Linked DNA regions of Mus musculus: regions 1 and 3 are each linked to region 2. The links are chromatin loops, found by intact Hi-C in ENCODE. Cell type or tissue: left cerebral cortex. All regions are shown on one strand.

Region 1 (8,000 bases), 350 kb after region 2:
GCGTTCACAGTTACTGGAAAGTTTATCTAGCCTGCTGCTAAGTTTTTTTTGTTTTTTTGTTTTTTTAATTTTTAAATTTTTTTTTTACTACGATTAGAAGCTTCATCTTTGGGATTCCAATGTAGACTGAAGACTAGCAGAAATATCTAGCCTCATGAACAGTAGCAACAACTGAATTTATAGCCTTTCCACTGGGAGACAGAAATCACTGGACAAGCTGAGGGTGGACTTTGGGGTTTCAAAAGCCCATGGCATGTTTCTTTCTCTGCCGGCTGCCTTTGGATTGGATGTAAAGCTCTCAGTATCATGTATGCTGTCATGTTCCCCGCTGTGATGGTCATGGACTACCCTCTGAAACTGTAAGCAAGCCCCTAATTAAATGCTTTCTTTTGTAAGTGTGGCTTGGTCCTGGTGTCTCTTTATAACAATAGAACAGTGACTAAGACAAATTTAATCATTCTGTCAGTTCTTTTCTTCTAGAGAACCCTGACTAATAGGCGGGTTATTTTAATTACTCTGCAGTTATTTACTGCGCACCTAGTATGTGTCAGGCCCCGTGTTTGGCTCTCGGAGCACGACCTCACACAGTGACTCTCTATGCACTCATGGAGGGCTCACACAAGCCTTCTAACCACTAATCCCCGCCCTATGCTTGCTATCTGAAGGGCATGGCCTTGGGGAGAAGTGGTCCCCACAGGGGGATCTTGGTAGCTTCTCTTCTGCAAACCTCTCTCTTGAAACAGGGAAGCTGTCAACAAGAGAAGAATGGATACAGAGAATGTGGTATGGTTGGTTGTAGGAAAACAGTGTAACTGGACATAATAATATTACGTAAATTATAGTACTCTCAGAAAGACAAAACATCGTATGTTTTTGCTCATAAGCTATGCTGGTTGGTTTTTGTTAGCTTGAAACAAACTAGAGTTACCTAGGAAAGGAAACCTCATTCGAGGAGTAGCCTCCAATCAGATTAGCCTGTGAGTGTATCTGCTCAACACTGTCTTGTTTGTTGACTGATGTCAGAGGGCAGCCCAGCATGGGCGGTATCACCCCCTAGGCAGGTTGACCTAGGCTGTTTAAGAGTGGAGGGTGAATGTGAGTTTGGAAGCAGCTTTCCTCCAGGTTCCTGCCTCTGCTCTAGTCCGAGTCCCTCTTCTGACTTCGCTCAGTGACCGGCTGTGATCAGGATGTGCAAGCCAAAGGAAACCTTTCTTCCCCAAGTTGTTTTTGGTCAAAATGTTTGTCATAGCAACAGAAGCTTAACTGAAACCTATGAGGTGTCTAGATTTTATATTGGGATGTTGAATTATGTATGAAGATAGAAATGAAACTGTTTAGGAGAACAAAGGGAACTAATGAGAGGGAAGACGAAGAAGGGGGGATATGCTCAGTGTATAATGTGCTTTGTGTGGCAGTGCCTCACACGCCAAGTAAAATGCATAGAGGATCTATACAGTGAAAGAAAACAGACAGGTTTAGACTTGAGTAAAGAGGCAGAGACCCCGCTCCAAAAGGAGCCAGGAGACACAAAATGACAGCACCAGGAAGCAGCACAGCTTGAAGGATGACGTCCTGCCTCTTCCTACAGTTTGCTTCTGACAAAGCCCAGCTTTTCTAGCTGCCTGAATATTTTCTTTCCTTGGTAGAGCTTGGGAAACTGAGGCCAGCAAGCATCCAGGTCTACCTTACCACCGTGCTAGTCCCTGGCCTTCCCAACTTTTGCATTATGGCCAGGCTATGGTTCATGCCCCAGGCGACTGCAGCTGTCCTTTTCCACCCAGAACCTTAAACTGAGAGTCAGGACACACCTTTGAGCTCAGAGGAGCTGCTTGAGCCAAGAGCCTGGAATGGGAGAAGAAACTTAACACACATCCAAGGCTGGTCTGCAGATCCACCTCGGATGTCTCAGATGCTGAAGTCTGATTCTAGAACCCAGGCTTCCTGGCTGCTGACTGGTCCTTCACAGTGCTTGTGTGGGACTCTGCTTATCCTGTATGCCCCTGGCACAGGTGAATACAATGGGCACTGTCCGTAGTCCCTTGCTCCCAAAGACATTTGGATTCCCTGCACACCTGCCTGTCCTTCCAAGGATCTGTGTGTGGGTTCATTGACTGCCTGGGAGCCAAATGTCTGGACTCTCTAACATCCTCTAGGAAGTGCGTTCTCTGCCCTTGCTGCTTGACTGATCTGTGGTTTTAGAGGCAAGCCATGACTTCTGAAATCAAAAAAGGCACAGTAGTTCTCAGGGTGAGGCTGAACGCAGCAGAGTCGGTTGCTCACCTCCCTCTCTGATTGCAAAGTTCTTAACAAACTAAAAGGTACAACCTTCTTTCCAACACACAGGGCAAGTCAGTTTCCAGACTAACAACAATGCGTAAAATGCAGTTCTCACTTAATTACAGGAGGGGCTTGCTCTGTTTGCAGCACTGTGGCCGAGGCAGTCTCAGTAGATTGATTATGGTAGGATGTATGAATCATCATAAGGTTTTCCAGGTAGTGTTCACCCTAGGAGGTCCCCACCGGTCCTGGCCACTGCACTCTTATCTACCTACCCATGCTTGGGCCTCTGCTACCTCAAAGTATCTCTTCTTCCCACTAGGGTGCCCTGCAGAAAGACACCTTATCTTTCTTGGCTTCTGGCTCTCACCTACCCATTCTCTAAGAGGCATGAGAGTCCCACCCAGTGGGCCATTCTCTACTCCATCCAACCCCGATTCCCTAGTCCCACTGTATTGTGCCCTGTCTCAGCTGACAGTCCCGGAAACTAGCAGGTCAGTACACAGCAGTCCTACCCATCCCTCCTGCCTTGGACCACAGGCCCTTGGCAGGGCTGCCTGCCCCTTTCCCAGCCTTCAACGCCTCACTTAGCTGGTGGTCCTTGATCCCCACCGGCCAATAGGATTCTCCCAGACTCTTGCAATAGGTGGATTTCTTTTCTTTTTTTTTTTTTGTCAGGGGCAGCCCACCACCACACCAATACAGCCTTGTTCCCAACATGGGGATACTGGACTTTAGACCTCAGAGAGGCTTGGTAGTGATCTTTGGACCAGTACTGGCCTGCAGGAGCCTATCTTCATGAAGGCAAGAAGTGGCTCATCTTCTGGATGCATACCTCATGGTAATAGGGGGATCTCCTTAGGACACAACCTTCCCCAGTCTCCCTAGGCATCCCTGCTACTGAAAGTCTCATTTGGTTCTCACCACCCTGCCTGGAAATGATTCTTGAGCTCTGGACCCTGTGCCCCTCAGAAACCCAGTGCTGGTTTTGATCAGGGAGTGGCTAGTGGTGACTTCTCACTGCCGGCAGGTGGTCTGACCTTTACAGCCACCTAGGGAAGGGTTCTGGGTACATCTTGTGGCAAATGTGCTTTGAGCCCCGGGTAGCCTGCATCTCTCCACTGAGTCAGAGCTCAGTGCCTGTCCTTTGTGCTTGTCAACAAATGCTAGAGTCACCAGAGAAAAAGAACCCACCATAAAAAAATGTCCCCATCAGACTGACCTACAGGTAAGCCTATGTTGCATTTCCTTGAGTAATGATTGACACGGGAGGGTCCAGCCCACTGTGGGTGGTCCCATCTCTGGGCAGGTGGTCCTGAGTGGTACAAGAAAGCAGGCCAAGTAAGCCATGGGAGACAAGCCAGTAAGCTGCATTCCTCCATGGTTTCTGTTTCAGTCTGTGCTTCCTGGTTCCTGCTTTGAGTTCTTGCACTGACTTCCTTTCATGGTAGACTCTAAACTTTTTTTTTTTTTTGCTGATCTGTTCTACAAAGGTTGTGGGCTATATCTGGAGAATTCCGTGGCATCTGTACTTTCTAAAACTTTCGAGGACTCCCAGTTAGCAAATCTGTTAGCTGGACTCTCAGACTGGGCTGCCTGCATTGCCCTTAGTGATTCCTGCACGCCCCATCTCCCCTTCTCTTGCCTGCAGGCAGAAGGGAAAGAGGAGTGTCCTACATGCTGTATGCGCTCTCAAAGAAGCCTGTGCCTACTGGACGGCATCAGTGGCCAGTGCAGACACTGAACTGGGATAGCTGGCCCAAACCATCCTGCTTGGTGCTGCCCACCTCAAGAGACTCCACCCACCAGCCATCCTATCCTGTATCTCCAACCCTACTGGACTTGCACCAACTCAAGCCTCAGCTTCCTCTCCTGCCATCCCGAGGCCCCGTTGATGCAGAGTCTGGGACCACACAGACATGGAGCAAGTCCTGACTTCAGAGAGACCTTGCCTGTTGAAGGTTGCTTTTCTCTTTTGTTGTTTGTTTGTGTTTGCCTGAGAGGGCAGGAAATAGATACTTCAAGATGTCAAAAAGTTGAGCAAACCACCCTCTTCTCCTCAGAACGCCTGAGTTCTGCTGATACTTTGCCCTACACTGCCCTCTCGTGGCCATATGGAATCATTGCAGCTTCACATTGCTGTAGCTCTAAAGCAAGGACCAGGGACCAAACTTGGTTTGTCCTTGTCACAGGAAGGAGGACTCCCTTGATGGGGAGAGGACTCCCTTGCTATTGCTCTCTAACCCAAGCCTCATGATCACCTCTCACACAATGAACACATTTAGGGAACACTTGGTTTTAGCAGTAGCGGGGGCTGCCCTTTTCCAGGTCTTGGCTGCTGGCCTGGTCCTTCTCATTACTTACTGTTTCTGTTCAGTGCTCAGAAGTGGAGCATGGGTTAGAGAAGGGAAGAGGAGTTCCGTGTAGTGAGGTAATTCAGGTAGGTGTCTGTACCGGTTAGGTTTTTTTGGTCAACCTGACACAAGCTAGAGTCATTTGAGAAGATGCCTCCACCAGACTGGCCTATGGGTGAGCCTAAAGGGCTTTCTTGACTGATAATTTATGTGGGTGGCACCGCTCCTGGGAAAATGGAACCAGATGATGTAAGAAAGAAGGCAGGGCAAACCTCCACAGTTTCTGCTCCATTTCCTGTCTCCAGACTTCTGCCCTATTAACTACGACAGAAATTGGAACTAGGGTGGGGGCATTGTAACAAACCTGACTTTTAGGGAGAATTGTGCTTTCATTTGAACTTCGGGCTGGACAAGCCATTGAGTGCTCAGAACTCAGTGGGCTGTTCTCTAGGCTTGTGGGGGCTACAAATGCGGAGAGCAGTGCAGATGGTGGAGGCCTGGCTAGTGACGTTTAGAGAGAAGCAAAGAGCTATCGGAGCCATTGAGTGATATTTTGCATTTAGTCCTGTGGCTCTTGGCAGCTAGGGCTAAGAGTGATATTTTGCATTTAGATCTGTGGCTCTAGTCAGCTAGAGCTGAAGAATCAGCTGTGGTGAATGTTAGCTTACAGGTGATTCCACCAGGCTCTCCTCTGGGACCTAGCAACGGCTTACACCTGCTGCTAGTGCCAGCTGTGCCACTTATAAAAGGACTGCCCGCTACCCAAGCCCCACCTCCTGTTCTCAGGGGAGTTCTTTCTCCCCCTTTCTGTCCTCAGAGCCCCTTCCTCTCCCTCTTTACCCCATCTCTCTCTGCCCTCATGGCTCTCTTGCTGCTCTACTCCTTCTCCAGGTCCTCACCCCTCTCCCACCCCCCCACCCCCCAATTCCCCTTTTATACCAGATCTGTTGCAGAGTTTTCGCATGGAGTTCTGATCACTCAGGGGTCCTGAGCATTAATTACTCAGGGAGACACCTTGGCATGGGATTGTCAGGTACCCCCTCGGCCCTTTGTACCTCATAACAGTTAACAGCAGACCAGAATGACCAGGGCAAACCTTTGCTTTGCTGGAGACGCAATCGATGCTGGTTAAGAAGTTAGCAGCAAGTAAGAAGAGACCAGCATCACTGAGATAAAATCCTGTGGGACTTATTTCCCTAGGGTCAGCACAAAGAAGCTGTGGTCCAGAGGAAGTTGAGGCTGTGTCTCATACTAGTAGTTGAACTTGGTAATGTGTAGAAGCCTCTCAGGTGGTTCTGGTTTTAAAAGTATGAAGGGGTCATGGAGCGAAGCTGAGGTTTGACACCATGAAAGGCCAGTAGAGGTTATTGGTGAGTGTGCAGACTGTTGATGTAGAAGCCACAGAACTAAAGGTGTCATGAAGAGAAGTTGGGGCTTGGCACCATGTGGCAGGGTCAGAGTCCCCAAAGAGCCCAAGAAAGGCTATTACTGAAGGTACAACCATGTGCAGTGGAGGGTCCATGATTCACCAAAGAATGACATCCCAGATTCAAATAGCATGTAAACGCAGAGTGTTTACTCTGCACAAGCCCAGCACGCTGGGGGCTCCCATTACCAGAATAGAGAGACAGCCAAGTGAGCTTCCAGGCCTGATTTAAAGCACAGTAGGGAATTCCGGGGTAGGTGAGCTCTATGTTAATCTGTTGGGACCATGTCTATGGGCATTCCATTACCAGGGAGTGGGGGGGGGGGCTGGAAACTTACTGGGGAAGTCTGGGAACTGTTACTGAGAAAGTCTGGGAACTGCTGCTGACCCATTGTCCTTGCCTCAGATCAAGTCGAGGGGCCTGGACTTACCTGAAATTGCCCAGTTCTTGGAAACAGAGATTTAGGCCTAGTCTCCTTAGCTGCCCATTCGAAGCCTGCCATGGAATCAGCCCAGCCTTCACTAGAACTATGGGATGACCACCAAGGCCGAGAGCAGCTGTGCACTGGAGCCAGCTAGGGCTTAAGAGACAAGAATACTGTTCTTCTATTGTAGGGCTTTCAAGGACCTTAAGACAGGGAGAAATCTACATAGTTTAAAGTGATTGGCATTTTGCTGGGGCAGTCTCTCAGCTAGTGTCTAGCATCTGACACAACCCAAATAGCATCTCTGCCATTCTGTCTCTCCATGTGTTTCTTCTTCCTTTTTTTTTTTTTCAGATTTATTTTATGTATGTGAAGACACTGCCGTTGTCTTCAGACACACCAGAAGAGGGCATCAGATCCCATTACATATGGTTGTGAGCCCCCATGTGGGATTTGCTGTGATTTGAACTCAGGACCCCTGGAAGAGCAGTCAGTGCTCTTAACCACGGAGCCATCGCTCCAGTCTTCCACGTGGTTCTTATTGCGGGCCTCCAGCTCCATCCCATCTCCTTTCTATAGTGTTCTGCTTCTCTCTGCCTCTCCCAAGTCTCTGCTGCCCTTTCTTTCTGCCCCAGCTCCAACTCTTTGTTATGCAAAAAGCCACATTCCTTCCTCAACTAGTAGGCTAGGGAAAGTCACCTGTCCCACGGAAGCTTGTAAAGGTGACAGTCACATATCCTGCTAACTGGACATTGCTGGCTTTAAATAACCATTGAAAACAGAAGCAAGCACTTTTCCTTAGCCAGAAAATACAATACTTCTGGGTCACTTGAACAGTCCCCCAGGCCTCCCACAGAAGGGTCAAGGAACCCGGAAGCTCTCCACCCCAGCTAGCACATTGCACACATTGACATCCCTGTTCTGAACCAGGGCATGGTGACCAGACTGACTGTGGTTGGCACCTGCAAGTCTGCTGAAGCTGCTGAGACAAGAGACCCTCAAGAGCTGCCTCTGGCCACTGTGAGGGAAGCTAGTAGGCATGGCTAGCTCCCTCAGTAGGTAGGTGACACCACCTGCGGGCCCCAACATTGGCCCCAGCTCCAGCTGCCTCAGAGGGAAGGGCTTTGCAGTACACAGAGCACCAGCCTTTCTCCTGGCCTCTGTCCTGTGCCAGCATTTGTGTTCATAGCACCTGCTCTTAGATAAATGTTTGTCAGCCAAACCCTTGTCTTTTGTTGAGAGAAGGCATCCCAAGACAGAATCCAGATAGGCCACTTTATTTTAAAATGAACTTTCAACAGGGTACAATAAGAGCAAAGGGGATGGATGTTGGTGCTGAAAATAGAGAACCTTGGGTTTTCCCTTGTGACTGTGACCAGGTATTAGATAGAAGCAACATGGTCCGTGTTAGAAAGCTGTGGAGCAAGGCTTTACAAATGATTGCTATAACTTTCCCAGGGAAGGCGATTCGCTGCCAGTGGCCTCAGGCACTGGGACCCTTCCGGGCCACCACAAAGC
Region 2 (8,000 bases):
ATCCTCCTATGTCCATCTCCTTGAAGACAGGATTAAAAGCCATACCCCCAAGTCTATCTTTTCTCATGGCACTGGAGTCTGAACGCTGGTCTGCATCTTTGAGTGGCAAACACTTTATAGACCAAGCCATTTCCTCAGTCTAAGATGCTGTTTTTTTTTTTTTTAATTAAAATATTGTTTGCAAGCCAAAGTGAACTGAGAGCGAAATATAATACACATATTTAATCTCTTATTAATAACATTATACTAGTCTGATAAGCAAGAACCAAGTTGTTTTTATTAGCAGGTGCTGACATTTTGTCTTAGCTATCTTTAGAAATAATAATGATTCCAAAATCTATGTTAAACATAACATAGGGCTTTGTTAACCAGCTGATTAACATGAAGCATTTTTTGACACACTGAAGCCTATTTAGGACACCAAAGACTGCTCAAAATGTTAGCTACCTCATGAAATAAAAAAAAGTTCATTTACAAAAAAAAATCCTTTAACTACAAAGATTTCAAATAACCTCTGTCTTTTCTACATACGCTTATCTGGTCAAGCCAGTATGGTGATGTATATACTAGTAATGACTACTAAACGGCTACAAATAATACTTGAAGGCTTAACAATGTACTTCAATTGTACAAAATAGTGAGATCAAGACCACTAAATTTTAGCATACTCAAAACTTTACAGTATCACAGTATGCTATAGACAACATGCATATTATTATTCCATAATAGGAAGGACGAGGAATTTGTATTTTCAAATAGACAGCGGATCTTCTGAGACTCTCGGCCACTCTGAGACTGGTCCTATGATCATGTGCACTTTAGACACTTGACAACAAACAGGCTTAGCTAAGGCAAAGGGCTTGGATTGCCCCAGTCCCAAAGTCATCACTGAATAGAATCAAGGTCTAATCCTAGCTAGACCATACTACTCTGGCGTGTGTTTACAATCCTGTCTTGATTCCTGTCCATTGCTTCTCATTAAAGAACCAATGGAGGTACCAGAGGAAGAATGCTGTCTTAAGGAACACTTAAGAGCACACCTAAGAACAAGTTTCTTACGTGTGAAGAACTGGTGGGGTGTGACAAAGCTACAGATTGTAAGTGAAGTCCCAGCTGCTTGGTAATAAAACACAGTCTTCATAGGATTACTATCTGGAGAGAGAGGAGAAGGCCCTAAGAGAAGCAGACCAAGGAAAGGACAGAGAAGAATCTCCTCCACACTGCTGCTGTCAAAGAGCAATAATGTAAGGGTACGAGTGACTTTCAAGAATCATTTTAGGGACAGCGTGGTGGCTCAAGCAAGTAAAGGCAGCAATCCCCCAGAACCTACAAGGAAGAAGAACTCCTGTGAGTTGTCCTCTGACACCACATGAGGCCATAGCTTGAGGTAGCCACATACATACATACACACGTACATACATATATACAAATAAATAAAAAGTAAAAACCCTTTTTTTAAAATAAAAGAGTGATTTTAATATGACAGGAAAACATGAATGCACTCTTTCACTGAAAAGCTACTATACTGCCATAGTCTGTTGAGTGTCTAATGAACACCTTAATGAGAGCTATGAAGCCATTGTTGCACAGCACTGTCTTCAGTCCTAGGAATGGGGTGACTGGTAACATCTGCAGGAAAAGGCATTTGACCACATGATGTAATACAGGATATATCATATGAAAGCTCAGAGGATATATCATATGAAAGCTCAGAGTAACTATATATCACGCACTATGCACATATATAAACATATATATGTAAAACTACATTTCTTCCTCATATTCTTCTCCCTTCTTCCTCTTTTTCTTCTTTCTTTCTCCCTCTTCTCATTGAGACTGGTTTTTGCTGTTTCTTAGGCTGACCTTGAATTCTAAGGTTCAAGTGATCCTCACGATTCATTCTCTCCAGAAGCTGGGCACTACAGGCCAGCCTGTTCATAAAGCCTCATTTCTCCTATTTACAAAGTCCAACTTGTGGCTGAAGCGATGGCTCAGCGGTTAGGAGCACTAGCTGTTCTTGCAGAGGAACTGGGTTTGATTCCCTGCACAGCCATGTGACATCTAACTATAACTACAGTTCCAAGGGATTGAATACCTTCGTCTGATCTTCAGTCTGGGCACCAGGCACACGTGGGGAACTTACATGCAGGCAAAACATTTATACACACACACACACAAATTAAAAACAAACAAACAAACAAACAAACAACCCTCCATTCCCTTATCTTCTGAAAGAATGTCTAGAATCACTACTTAAATGACTCACCACAAATACAAAAGCGTAAAACAGCGACAGTGCATTTTTGCAGTTTGTACAAACACACTTGCACATAGACAATGCTACCAGTACCCGCCAAATGGGAGGGTCAGAGCCTGCTAGACCAAGCACCACACACAGGAAGGCATTTAGAATCCTGTTAAGTTCCATTTAGAGAAACCCACAAGATTTTAAAGCTACTATCGCTCTGGAGATTTAACTCAAACATTCTGGGCAAGGAAGCTAAAGTCCAAAAAGGTAAAACAATTTACAGCCTGCATAATTTGGCTTGGTGTTAGGCCCGAAGGCTGGATCTCGGGAGAAGATAGTCTCTGCACCTCAGTTTTTGCTCTGCCTTTGAAGGTCAAGCTGGATTATCGTTCGTTCTTCCAATTTTTTGCTCTTCCCTTCCCCTAGCATAATTCTGATCAAGTTGGCTTCAGCCTTCCCCTTGTTTCGTTCTGTCCTTCGCTCCTGTACTGTTTTTTGTTTTAAATCGTCTTCATTGCTGAGACTGTTGTTTGCTTAATCAGTGTATACAATACCAACGAAGGTCATTATCTACCCACTCAAAGCTCCAGACACGGGATACTGCCACGAACGCCCTAGCCAGGAAAAGGTGCACTTGGTTTTCTTCAGCGCTCACAGGCCACGTGCGGCAGGAGGGGCCGCCTTCTGATTGGTGGTGGGGGAGTCTCCTGGAGGGCGGAGCCACCGGTCTGTCCATCACCACATGCTGGGCGGGGCCTGGGCGGGTCGGCCTAGTTGTAGGGCAGAGCTAGAGCAGCGGGACCCAATCTCTGCGCTTTGCCTCGATTCGGCCGCCGCTCCTCCAGTGCCGGCCGCGAGGCGACGGTTGCCGGGGCGCGCGCCGCCCGTTCCTCTTTCCCGTTGCAAGCGGCTGGCGCGCAGGGAGGCGGCCCCCAATCCGGCCGGGCGCCTCCCACTCTCCGAGCCGCCGGGGAGCCGGAGGATGGCGGCGGTGACAGCGGCCGCCCGGGAGGAGGCGGTGCGGAGGCCGCGAAGCGCGGCAGCAAGCGGCAGCGGCCCGTCGCGGCGGCCCGGCAGCGACCGCGTCCGCACGGCTACCTGAGCGGCAGCCGCGAGCTGCGTCCCGCCTCTCTCGCTTGCTCGCTCGCTCGCTCGCTCGCGGCCCGGGGCGGCGCGGACATGGGCGCCAAGCAGAGCGGCCCCGCCGCCAACGGCCGCACCCGTGCCTACTCGGGCTCGGACCTGCCCTCCGGGACCGGCAGCGGCGGCGGCGGGGCGGACGGCGCTCGGGCGGCCCGTTTCGCGGCCCCGGTGTCCGGCGCGCAGCAGCCCAGCGCCTCGGCCGGCGCGGCGGCTGCAGCGGCGGCGGCGGCCTCGGCCCCGGCAGCGCCCCGTAGCCGCTCGCTCGGCGGGGCGGTGGGCAGCGCGTCGGGCGGCCGCGCGGCGCAGTCGGCCTTCAGCATCCCCAGCGCTGGCGGCGGCGGCGGCCCGTACGGCTCACAGGACTCAGTGCACAGCAGCCCAGAGGACAGCGTCGGCGCTAGGGACCGGGACCGGCCGGCGGGCGGGGGCCCTGGCGGGCCGCGTCTGGTGATCGGCTCGCTCCCGGCCCACCTCTCCCCGCACTTGTTTGGAGGTACGGCTCCCTGCCCTGGCAGCGGCTCCCCAGCTAGGGAAGCGCACCCCCCACTCCCTCCTTGCAACGCGGTGAATGGAAGAAGTATTGTTTTAAAACAAACTGACGAAACAGCCTCGTGGTTGTAGCTTTTAGTACCAGGAAGTCAGGGGAGATCAGTGGCTGAGTGTAGTTCTGCCCCGGAGCTGAAGGGCGAGCAGTTTTAAAGGCCCAAAGCCAGAAGGGACTCACGTGGATGTTTGAGTGTTTGAAAAAAGGAAGTTATCTCTCCTTTGGATAGACTCCTAACAAAGCTGTGATCCTTGCGTCTCTGTAAATAGCCCTGCCTACTTACTGGATACTTGTTTTCTGGTTAAATGTGTTAATGCAAAGTGTTGCTTCATAACCCCCGAAACTGCTACTTTTACAGTGTGGCTAATGTCACTACTGCTTAGTTTGAAGCGGATTGTGGAAAAGTTCAAGAACAGTTATTTAAAGAGATAATCTTTATAATGATCACAACTCTACCTATAGAGGCAGTAATTGGGCAAGGTCTTTCGAAGAGCGGTGTTCACTAGAGTTAAGGAACAATTTAGAGATCAGTGATGTGCTTTTAATTAAGTTGTTTGAAACAGGAGAAAGGGTGCAGTTGATCCTGAAAATGTGAACTTAGCCGCATATTGCCACCTCCTTTCGGTATGAGACTGGTATTATACATTTACACGTAAGCACAGAATGATGTAAACTATATCCCTTCAGGTTTTTTATTTGTTTGTTTGTTTGTGTATTTTTTTGAGTCAGGTTTTCTCTGTGTAGCCTTGGCTGTCCTGGAACTCACTCTGTAGACCAGACTGGCCTCGAACTCAGAGATCCACTTGCCTCTGCCTCCCAAGTGCTGGGATTAAAGGCGTGTGTGCGACCACGCCCGGATCATCCCTTCAGTTTTAAAAACCCTTTTATTCATGTGTTTGAAACTGTAAGACATGTGGTGAAGCAGTGTTTACTGATTCCTGTTCCAAAGCAATCAGAAGCTAGTGTTGGTTCGTGAGAATGTCATGTGTAGTTTCTACCATCTTAATGGTATTTTGCACGCTTGGTATGAAAGCACCTAGCTTTTAGCTACCTTTATTATTTTTTAAGTGTTTTTATTTGTTTTGCTTGTGAGGTTCTGGGACTGTAACCTAAGTTACTGAGCTTGTTAGGCAAGCTCTTTACCACAGAGCTAACACCTAGCCTGACAAATAACTTGCTTTATGGTAAGTTCTGCAATGTCAATAATTACAGCAGTGTTTCTGAAAGTTAAAGCATTTTTTTTTTAAATCTTGTTTTTTGAGGAAAAGAATATGTCCTTAAAGTGATTTGAGGCACTGTAGTTTCCTGAGAATTGGAGAGTAATGGTACATTTAAAAAATATTTTTTTAAAATTAAGTTTCATTGAGCAGTTATCATCACAAATAGGAACAAGAAAAAGGACTAGGAAAAGTATTTCGAAGTTAATATTTTATGTACTGAATACTACTTTTATTCAGTTTTTCTCAGGGCTGATGATTCTCTCTGACTAGAGTCGTCAGTATGTATGTATGTTTTTATTTTGTTAAAGTAACTGTTTGGAGCAAGGCAGCTATCTGGCCTTCCTGCTATTCCTAAAAAACTGGCAAGACCTATTTGCCAAGTGTTGGAATGCAAACCTTTTTTTAAAAGCTAATTCTTGTAGCTTTGCTCATCCAGATCTCTGAGGTTGAGGCTTAAAGTCATCAATTGTGTGGAATGGTTTCAACTTTTTCCTCCAGTTCATTAAGAACTATCACAGACATGTATTATTCTTGGGACATTTGAGAAAAGTAATCATTTATGTGAGAAACTTCAGTTGACAAAGGCCTAAAGAGGATCAGAAATGACCTTACTTGAGAAGGGATCAAACTTGTGGTGACCTTAAACTATTTACAAACAGTGAAGTCCATCCTTAGGGGCTTTAATTATGAGACTTGTGTGTGTATGTCGGTGGGTGGAGTCACGAGGAAAGCTAACTGAAGCACGTTTCTAGTCCTCCTGAGGTGGAGGGGGCATGATGTGCTGCCTTAAGGAATCAGACTTGATTCTTTACATTAATTTCACTTTACTATGTTTTATACCAGTGCGTTTATTCAGTTACAGGAAAGGTTGGGCATATGCAGTGTTTATTGAGTTATGAATTGTTAGGGCATACATAATGGACTCCAACTGAAAATTGAGAAAGTATTTCTAAATCAACAGAAAGTACTTATTATAACTCTATAAAGCACTAATGTCTATACTGTTTCTTAACTAGAAAGTATGCTACTAAAAATACAAGAATCGTTCCTTGTAGACCCTCAATGCTATATATTGAAAGAGAAAACGTAAGCTGTCACTCTTTACACTGTTTTCCGTTCAGCAGTATAGCCAGTAGATTTGTAAGCTTCTCTGTGGCACTGAGTTCCCACACTGAGCCAGGTTTTCTGTGATGATTGTTGCTGTCTGCTCTCTGGTTTGGCTGCACACATTCTTTATTTTCTCTAGAGAATTAAGTGACTGGAAGGGAGGTGAGTGACCAGATGTTTCAGCTTGTAGCCATTGAGTTCTCATGGAGATTAGGAGATAATTAGAATCTGTGTGGAGTTTTTAGAGCAAGCAGGGCTGTCTTGTTTTCATTTACTCCTAGACTGCTGAGGTGAATACTGTATATACAGTGAACACAAGTCGTCCCCCCCCCATACCGATAATATTCTGGTTCTAGATTTGTTTTTAAACTGGTCTCTAAGAGCATTGTTGACATTTGAAAGCCTTGATATCTTAAAGAGGATTTGTTTGACTTTATTTTTTGCCTATATTTTCCCACTACATTGCTGATGTTCATAAAATCTATTAATAGGAGTGGTAAAATAGTCTTTTCTGATGTAGCTGTCAAAGGAGGTGAGTTAGACTGTTAAAATGCCCCAGTGAATGAAGATTATTTCTAGAGAAATCCTATGGACTTGAGTAATGTATCTGGGTCTGGTAGTAAGATTCCACAGTGAGTTACTTTAAGACATTGAACCAGCAGTTCCTTCCTTGCTTTTGGCTGCTTAATTGTCTTGAGCTTATTTGGGTGTGGCGTGCCTGGGAGGAGTTAAGCAGCCTGTAATTCAGGTGTCTCCTGTTATTTATATTGAAAAAAACCCTGAGCCATCATTTAAAATTGAGTGTGTTAAGTAAGATTTGTATTCCTAGGAAGATTTATTTAAATTAATTTTCAGCACAGATGTGAAGTTTTATGGAGTTGTTCTCAGTCACTACTTAGAATAATTACACAATATTTGAATTTTGGAGATTATAGTTAATCTGCTCTCCATTTTGGATTTTCCTTTACACAGTTGATGATTTTCTTGGGGAGGGGCAGAAGTTGCTTGGTGATGTGAAAGGGAAGCCATGCTGGTAACAACCACTTCTGCTGTCCCTGCCAAGGGATTTGGATGGTGAATATTTCTCACTTGTAAACTCCGTCTATCTTTGAAGACCACAGGTGATAGCTTATGTTGCTTGCAGAAGTGTGGCTTCCGGCCTGGATGGTCCTGCTTTGGAAATTGTTTGGAAGTAACCTTGAGGTTGGAGGAGTGGGATGAATTGCCCAGGGCGACCCTTTGAGAGCCTTCTGTTGTATGCTCACATGGAAAGCCTGCCTGCTGGACTCTCTTCTGCTTGGTTGCTTTGCCTGGTACCCAGTAAGTAGGATCTTATTGCTGTTTGTCCACCGATCTCTTACTCATCTTGTGCATAATTTTCCCTGGCTATACATACAATCTGGGATGTGGGCAAATGGGCTGAGAGGAAAGAGTTCATCGACTGCTTTATGTAGCAAAGACATTTTTTGGATTTACTTTCTTATATAAATACTCCTAAGCATTTTTAAATGCAAGTTTGTTCAAATTCTGTAGGTTCTGAACCGTTTCTAAACATTAACATGTTTAGAAATTGGAGAAACCATGGTACTTTGTGTTAACAAAAGGTTCAGAAAAAACCTTCTATGTTGTAAGAGTCCTATGTTGCTTGTTAGTAGAGTATTAGAAATACAGCTATTTGATGCAGTACATGTTCATCAATATCTGTAGGTCAGGAGTCTGGGCACAGCTTAGTGGGCCA
Region 3 (8,000 bases), 220 kb after region 2:
TTCAAGGGCTTAGATGATCATCTAGTTTTATATGACAGAAGTGAAGCCAGTGACTGGGTTAAAATGATCCTTTATCATTGAAGCTAGCGAACGGGTTAAGATGTTCCTAGCATCACTGAAGCTTGTGAGTGGCTCAGTATTCTCCTATCATCATTGAAACTGGCAAATGGGTTAATGTTTGTCTAGCCCCACTGAAGCTGGCAAATGGGTTAAGGTACTTGTGGTGGTTTGAATGGGTATGGCTCCCATAGACTTAGATGTTGGAATGCTTGGCCCATGGGGAGTGGCACTATTAGGAGGTGTGGCCTTGTCAGAGTGGGTGTGGCCTTGTCAGAGTGGGTGTGGCCTTGTTGGAGGAAGTGTGTCACTGTGGGGGCAGGCTTTGAAGTTTCCTATGCTCAAGCTCTGCCCAGTGTGGAAGACATTTCCTGCTGCCTATGGATCAGCATGTAGAACTCTCAGCTCTTCCAGCACCACGTCTGCCTGCATGCTGCCATGTTTCCTGCCATGATGATAATGGGCTAAACCTCTGAGACTGTCAGCCCCAATTAAATGTTTTCCTTTAGAAGAGTTGCCTTGGTCATGGTGTCTCTTCACAGCAACGAAACCCTAACTAAGACAGTCCTCCTAGCACTAACAAGTCTATTTGGCATTGTTTCTGCTTTGTCTCATTTCCTAAACCTTACTCCCCAGATAATTACTTAATAGTCAGCTTGACATCTTAACTCAAGTCCTTATGCTTGTACAGAGACCACTTTATCCCTTGGACATCGAACCAGCTCTTAGTTCCTTCATTTTGTCTGCAGAGAGACATAATGCTTGTCTGCAAACTAACTCACATGTTTTGTGTTAGTTAACAGACTGTACTGAAGACAACAGAGGGGCTCTGGCTGGTGTCTACTGGAGCCCACTCGGTTCTTTTCAATACATTTCCATTTCTCCTCAAAGTGTTGGTAAGGAGAGAAGGCAGGACACAAGTAAGCCCTTGGAGCATCCCTGCAAGAAGGTTAAAGGGGTTGTCATCATGATGTCTACACAGAGAGGGTATGAGGAGGAATTGACAGCTTCCTAATTGTGTCACCAAATACTGTCATGGTTCCCTGAGTGGGAACAGACTCTGCTTTGGCACTGAGAGCACAGAATCCCAGTCGTGGTCTCCAGGGAGCTGTGGCAGCTGCGGTGACAAGAGAAGGATGCAGCAATTTGAAAAGTTTTTTTTTATTTTAATTTAACCCATAAGTGAATGAGACAGAACAATATAATAATATCAAGTTACCAGTTTACAAAAATCCAGATGGCTCTAAATTATTTTATGACAGAACAGAACTCATTAAAGTTGCCTGTACCTATGACTAACCTTTTCATTTTCAAACTTATGTAGGTTGTGGCCTAAGTTTTCCTATAGAGCAAGTTGCTATACCAGGCTGGTGTAGAGAGGCCTCCTTTGTTGTCCACATCTCCTTATCTCAGTCTCGAGTGGGTTTGGGTGTTAATCTTAGATGTTTACACTTTAGCTAGGACTGGCTAAAATTCCAAACTTCCAGCCAACAGTATTGGGAACCGAGATCCTTGGAAGTGGCAGCCAAAGCAATAAAGAGTATCTGGGACTAAGACTTTCACCACCAATTCCAAACCAGAGAGAAGAAATGAAGCACCCAGCTACTTACACCAAATTTACTCACTGAGTAAACCGTCTCCCAAGCCTAGGAAGCATTCTCCATTGCTAAGGGAAATTTGCAGGTCAGCAGCAATGGGCCAATTCCCTGGGACAAGGGGTCTGGTCTGTGCCTGGATTAGTCCATGGGTTCCCCACACTGCAAGCTGCTAAACCATGGGTAAAGGTCTGTCTGGACTTGTTCCTGGCTTGCTCAAACAGGCCCATATCATGCCAGTCACTGGGAAAATATGCATGAGACTGCCAAGCATGTAGCCATGAGAACGAATTTCGGACCTGACTCCTGGAGACTGGGGTTTGGAGTTATTTGTAGATAAAGAAGCAGGGTGGCCTGAGGTGTCAGAAAAGTGACTATAGGTGAAGACTAAGGACGCATCAGCGATCTTTGTCAGGACCCCTTCACTGGATCTATGTTTCTAAACAATGGTGGCAATAGCATGTTCTGAGTGTGAAATTTTAAGCCTCCAGATTTCAAAAGGTCACCCTTGGATATCTGTGCAGGCTGCAGGAAAGGGCCAGGAACTTAAACTGGTTTACACCTTCAAGTTCCTGAAAAACACCAAGATTGCCACAGCACCCCAGGTGTTATATCCAGTAAAGCTAATAAAAATACGCGTGATCCCTAAAATTGGCAGTAAAAGCAACTTGGAAGCAAATGAAGAGCGTCACAAACCTCCTCTTGCTTAACTTTTGTCTTGGGGATACTGGGTAAACTAGTAACTACCTTGTGTCTGGTTCTTCACCCTAAAAAACAGCATCAAAGATTTCTGGGAGTTGAGAACGTGTGGTCTCTCACTGCATGGAGTTGGGTTCTCTGAAAGAGGGCCTTGAGCCAGGTTCATTGCCCTCTAGACTGTCCACTGTGTAAAAAACCAGCTAACCAATCACAACAATAGCACAAGGATAATGATGGTCTTCTTGATATTTGTGAAACTGGAAGGTGGTATCTCCCGGTTGGGCCCATCATCTGGCTGACTGGCTGTGAGGTGTCCACAAGTTTGGGAGCATCCAACCTATATAACTTCTGCAAGAGCTTTGAGGCTAGAGTTCCCCTGACTGCTCCATGAGGTGGTTATCCAAGTAAAATCACTTTTCCTTTGCCTCTACACCTTGTCTTTCAAATTAACTGGCATGCCCTGAGAAGAACAGCAACTCTGATTCCTATAAATAGTCCGAGGAACATTGGGTCTTGAGCAATATTTTTGTTTTTGCTGTTGTTGTTTGTTTGTTTCTTAAAGACAGAGGCTCACTGTGTATTTTAGGCTGGTCTTGAACTCACGATCCTCCTACCTCGTCTTCCCAAGTGCTGGGATTACGGATGTGCATCACCATGACCCACTAGAGTTATAGTAACTCTAGGTTCCGATTTTATGTGACTTTATATACTCTTCTAAACAATGGGCTGAGGAAGAAGCAGAAGTATGGGTGTTCCAGTGGGGCGATTCGAGCGTCTGGGACAACAGAGAAGCCCACGATCTAAAGGTGCTCGGGCATCTAGGTTAGGACTGCACTCTCAGAAGCCATGTCCTTCTGTGCATTTGTCTGGAGCGTCCTCTTCACACATTTTTGAGCAAGTTGGTGCCCTTCCGGGTTCTCTGCCGAATCTGCGGTTGCAGACGCGGCGGCTGCGCGCGCCTGCGGGAAGTGCGGCTGCGCGCGCCTGCGGCCTGGCTGCGCTATTTCATCATGCACCGGGCGGGCCGCGCGCCGCTTCCGTAGCCGCCCTGCGCACCGCCTAGGCGGCGTGCTCATGCCCTGTCTGCTCCCCTCGCTGCTCAGAGCCACCCGCGCCGCGCTGCCGCTCCTGTCGCCGCCCCGAGTGGTCGCAGCGTCCGCGTCTCAGCGGCTCCTCAGCGCTCCCGCGCAGCCCGCCGCCTCCCGGAGCAGCATGGACAGCGCGGAGGAGCTGCTGGCCCCACTGCGGCTAGCCGTGCGCCAGCAGGTACCGACCCTCGCCCGCAGCCGCGCGCCGCACCCCGCTCCTGTCCGTCCTTCCCCTGTCCCCGCGCTGCGTCGGCATCCGTGATCCTTGGGCCTCGTGCCCTCTCTGCGTACCCCGAATCCAGCCGTAGGCTTCGCCTCCCTCTTTGAGCGCCCCGATGGCTCGGCTCAGCGGCAAGCTGATGCTGCGCGCTTCTTTTCTTTAGTCTTGGGGATGCTTTGGGAAGCGTTCCCTTCTCTTTATCTTCCTTGCTTCAGTGTTTAGCCTGAGGACTGGCTCACGGTCGAAACGTGGCTATGGGGAGGTGTCGACCCCCCACCCCCCTCCAATACTGATGCGAATTCATGATCCCTCTCCTGTCATCTTTCTGCCTTCTGAAGAGAGTGTCTGGAACCAGCGAGCTTTCGGATCAAGCTGGAAATTGTAGATGGACTGACCGAGCCACTCAGTGAAGTCATCCATTCTTAGGGTGGAACACCTGAAAATGTCATTTTGCGGAAGGGAAGGGAGGTTTCTTAGCTGGAGAATCTGGGGATTTAATGCAGATCTCCTTTTTTTACTGTAGCACTGAGTGGTGGTGATCAGACTTAAGAGGGAAAGGAGAAAAGTATTTGGAATGATACCCACACCCAGTGAGAGCCAGAGCTTACAGTAGGGCCCGGCATCCATGACCTACTAGCTGTAAACACCGGTCGGGTTGCGCCTGCTCTGGCGCCTGATGCAATCGTTTGTCTAGCTAAGGAGGGTGGAATCCTGTCTTAAGGATAATTCATTGGAGCTGAGGTGCTGCAGCTTCGAGGAATTCTGCCACTTTGCTCCAGTTTGAGCCCGACTCAGTTAATAGGCTTTCATTTTGATTTTCACTATGGGCTTTATTTTTTCTTTTTTTAATTGTATGTTCTGTACATTCAGTCTCCATCCACCTTCCACTCCCCACATAAATGTATGTGTGACTCCTTTGTTGTTTTGTTGTGACCTAACTCCTTCCTTTGGAACAATACATCTAATTTTGGGGGAAAAAAAAAAGCACACACTGCAAACCCCTCCCTCTGCCACGTTAGCCTGGAACTGCAGTACATAGTATTCCTCTGTAGTAAGACTGAATGTAGTTAACTTCAGGACGCATTGATCATGGAGAGCCTTCCTGTACAGCTTGTGTGACCTTCATGTCCTTTGTTGTTGGTTTTGACTTGTTTTTTTGGTTTTATGTGTTTGTTTGATAGGGTTTTTGGTTTTTTTTTTTTTTTAACTTTGGGATATTTTCCCAATAGTTGAATTAATTTATTTAAGTTAGTTTGGACTTTTTTCTTTTCTACTTTTCCAGAAGTACATATACACTGATTAGTTGCGTGGAAAATTTGAGTCATACTGAGTCCAGTGTCACTGGAAAGAGTTTGAAGATCATCTAGTTAAACGGTTTTCCTCTTGGACATGTATGGAAAAATGGAGTGCAGTCCATGTCACACGTTTTCATTGTAAAGCCTGGGCAGTTGAAGACTTACTGAGGTGTCGTTTGGAGGTGTTAAAGGATCGCTCTTAACAGTGGCGTGCATTTTGAAGGGGGGTGTTACCAGAAATAGTTGTGCCCCAAAGTAAAATTCAAACTGGTTTCTCTTAAGTCTGAGCTTGACAGATTCACAGGGCTTCAAGAATTTCTCTATAAGATAAGTGGTGATATTAGCAATCATGAAGGTTTTTTTTTTTTTTTTAAAGTATATTATGATTCATGAAGCTCCAAATGACCAGGACACACTGTGATGAGCACAGGCATTGGTAAAGATTTTTTTTTTTTCAGAGTCCTAAAATACATTCCTGGGTTTATGTAACTGATTATAAAAAGTTCAGTGCTGTGGTTTCTGAGGTAGAAATAACTTTTCTGTTTCTTTTTGAGGTAGGTCCTACTTTGTGGCCTCAGAGCCAGGGTTTCTGGTCTCCCAAGCTGTCTTCAAAGACAGCATGTAGTGGAGGATGACCTTGACCTTGCAGCTTCCACCTCCAGAGGGGCTGGGCTTGAACTCCAAGCTTTCTGCATGCTAGGCAAGCATATACCACCGAGCTGTCTCTATGCCTTTGAAATTACTTGAAAAATATCTTCATATATTTATATTTATTTTCTGTATGTGTGTACACATGCATGCCACACACTCACTTGGAGATGTAAAGACAAGTCTTCAGGATATCACTTTTCTGTTACTGTATGTGGAAGTTTTGCAGGAATGTGTTCTCTGCTTCCACCATGGCATCTCTGGGAATCAAACCCAGGCTGTCAGGCTTGTTAGCCTCACTCTTACTGGCTGAGCCAGCTCACTGGGCCTTTTAAATCTACTGCTTGTCAGAGCTTTGATCAAAGAATTTCTACAGTTGCCTGAAACGACTTAGAATTCCACTATGTATGATTTCTTTGATAGACTCTACCCGGAAGTATTTTGAAATACTTAGGACCATACATTATAATATATAACATATATGGTAATCTGTCTGATAAATTAGAAGTTAAGAGATTAGCAAATCACCATAAAACTTTATTTTACTTTAGAAAGTAACTATTTTCAGAATGTTCATGTTATATTGTTTTGTTTCTAAGGTTTATTTTATTTATTTTATGTATATGAGTATACTGTAGCTGTACAGATGGTTGTGAGCCATCATGTGGTCGCTGGGAATTGAATTCAGGACCTCTGCTCACTCCAGCCCAAAGATTTATTTATTATATGTAAGAACACTGTAGCTGTCTTCAGACATGTCAGAAGAGGGCGTCAGATCTCATTACAGATGGTTGTGAGCCACCATGTGGTTGCTGAGATTTGAACTCAGGACCTTCGGAAGAGCAGTCAGTGCTCTTAACCGCTGAGCCATCTCTCCAGCCCAATATTGGTTTTTTTTGTTTGTTTGTTTTTGTTTTAAGCAATTTAAAAATTTTTTAAGTTTTCCAAGTTTCCGTTTTATTTTGTAATACAAATATTTCTCTACCCACAATATAGGCTGGTAAATTCTTTGTATATTGTAAATAGTGTAAGTTGAAACTTCCTGATAACAACACCTAACTTACCTAAGAACACGTAGCTCAGCAGCCAAGTGACTGTGGAGTGTCTCGTTTACCCTTCTGATCATTTAGCTGACTGGGAGCTACGGCTTGCTGCTGCCACCCAGCAACCCACAAGTAGCCTATATATCTCTGGCCTGGGAAACAGTAGAAGCTCAAAATTTAAAGCACGGTGGTTCCTACCAAGATGGAAATGTGTAAGTTAAACCCTAAGTCAGGACTTAGCTGCTCAGCAGTAGCTCACAGAAAAGCTCTCTTGGTGACTCTGATGGTTAAAGGGGAGTCCTGAGGATGGGGAGATGGCTCAGCCGGCAGTGAGCTTGCTATGCACTCATGAGCGTCTGAGCATAATCTTCAGCATCCATGAAGAGTGCTGGATGTGGTGGCACATTTGTATGGTTCCAGGAGCCCCACTCTTGAGGGCACCCAAGGGGGCCCTGAGTCCACAAGCTTTTAGAAGTGTGTCTTAAGCTTGGACTGCTGTCTTCACATCCGCCTTTTCCCACTCGCTGTCCACTGCACTCGGCCTGACATTCACCACCACCTTTGCAGCTTTGGCCTCACAGTTTACCTGTTCCCAGCATTCAGCTGTAGTCCCATTCCTTGTTATCAAGATTGCTTTTCTCATTTAAAAACAACAACAACCAGAAACAAACAAACAGAAATAAAAACGAGGCATGGTGGGCACACCTCTAATGCCAGCAGTGAGGCAGGTGAATCTCTCGAGTTCGAGGCCAGCCTGGTCCACAGAGCCAAGTTCCAGGACAGCCAGGGCCACACAGGGTGTGTGAGGGTGGGGAGAGGGGAACAGACAACAAACAAACAAATAAACAAACAAAAAACAAAAAAGGAAGGAAGGATTCTGTGCAAACAGTGATTCCGGGTTCTCTGGTTGCCACCATGTATGTGGCTCTTCATACCTGTCAGAACAAGCAGGATCTTTGGAGGTGACAGAACTGTTCTGGAGGTTATAGGTACTGGTGGAACAGTTTAATGAGGTTTCACAGTCACTCTCTGGACTTGAGGGTGTGTGTGTGGCTTGAAGCTCCCACAGAGTGGTTGTAGTGGAGGTTTGTTTGTTTGTTTGTTTGTTTGTTTTTTTCTGCTGAGGTAGAACTTAATCATTGACAGTATAGGAAAAGCGGCGGTGGTGGCGCATGCCTTTAATCCCAGCACTTGGGAGGCAGAGGCAGGTGGATTTCTGAGTTTGAGGCCAGTCTGGTCTACAGAGTGAGTTCCAGGACAGCCAGGGCTACACAGAGAAACCCTGTCTCGAAAACAAACAAACAAAAACAACAAAAGAAAAGCTTTGAAGAGTTGTTTGGTGGGCCTTTTTTATA

Evidence for each region. Peaks named below come from ENCODE experiments on the same cell type or tissue, not always from the same donor. Only the 100,000 strongest peaks of a DNase experiment are listed, where the experiment ranks them.
Region 1: a loop joins it to region 2, with 3.0 times the contacts of the local background. A loop is called at or near these places in 19 of 42 quality-filtered maps.
Region 3: it touches region 2 in a loop (2.6-fold over the local background); 3 of 42 quality-filtered maps call a loop at or near these places.

The regions. Positions count from the first base shown.
Region 1 is chr6:55,162,883-55,170,882 of GRCm38, forward strand. Inmt (indolethylamine N-methyltransferase) reads right to left here. Exons shown (of 3, transcript NM_009349.3): 3 at 7,745-8,000. The coding sequence ends at 7,966. Gm34358 (a long non-coding RNA gene) reads left to right here. Exons shown (of 3, transcript XR_377703.2): 2 at 2,956-3,118; 3 at 3,929-4,312. Among named protein-coding and RNA genes, the nearest start is that of Inmt, 8.1 kb to the right of the region's middle. In left cerebral cortex, a CTCF peak has its summit at 4,390 (motif pointing left); a DNase peak (open chromatin) is centred at 4,380.
Region 2 is chr6:54,813,589-54,821,588 of GRCm38, forward strand. Znrf2 (zinc and ring finger 2) reads left to right here and starts at 3,328. Exons shown (of 5, transcript NM_199143.2): 1 at 3,328-3,884. The coding sequence starts at 3,428. In left cerebral cortex, CTCF peaks have their summits at 3,215 and 4,013; DNase peaks (open chromatin) are centred at 3,037 and 3,979; H3K4me3 peaks cover 2,582 bases; H3K27ac peaks cover 1,450 bases.
Region 3 is chr6:55,034,617-55,042,616 of GRCm38, forward strand. Gars (glycyl-tRNA synthetase) reads left to right here and starts at 3,385. Exons shown (of 17, transcript NM_180678.3): 1 at 3,385-3,617. The coding sequence starts at 3,426. In left cerebral cortex, no CTCF peak of the experiment used is centred here; DNase peaks (open chromatin) are centred at 3,350, 4,066 and 4,259; H3K4me3 peaks cover 2,290 bases; H3K27ac peaks cover 1,804 bases.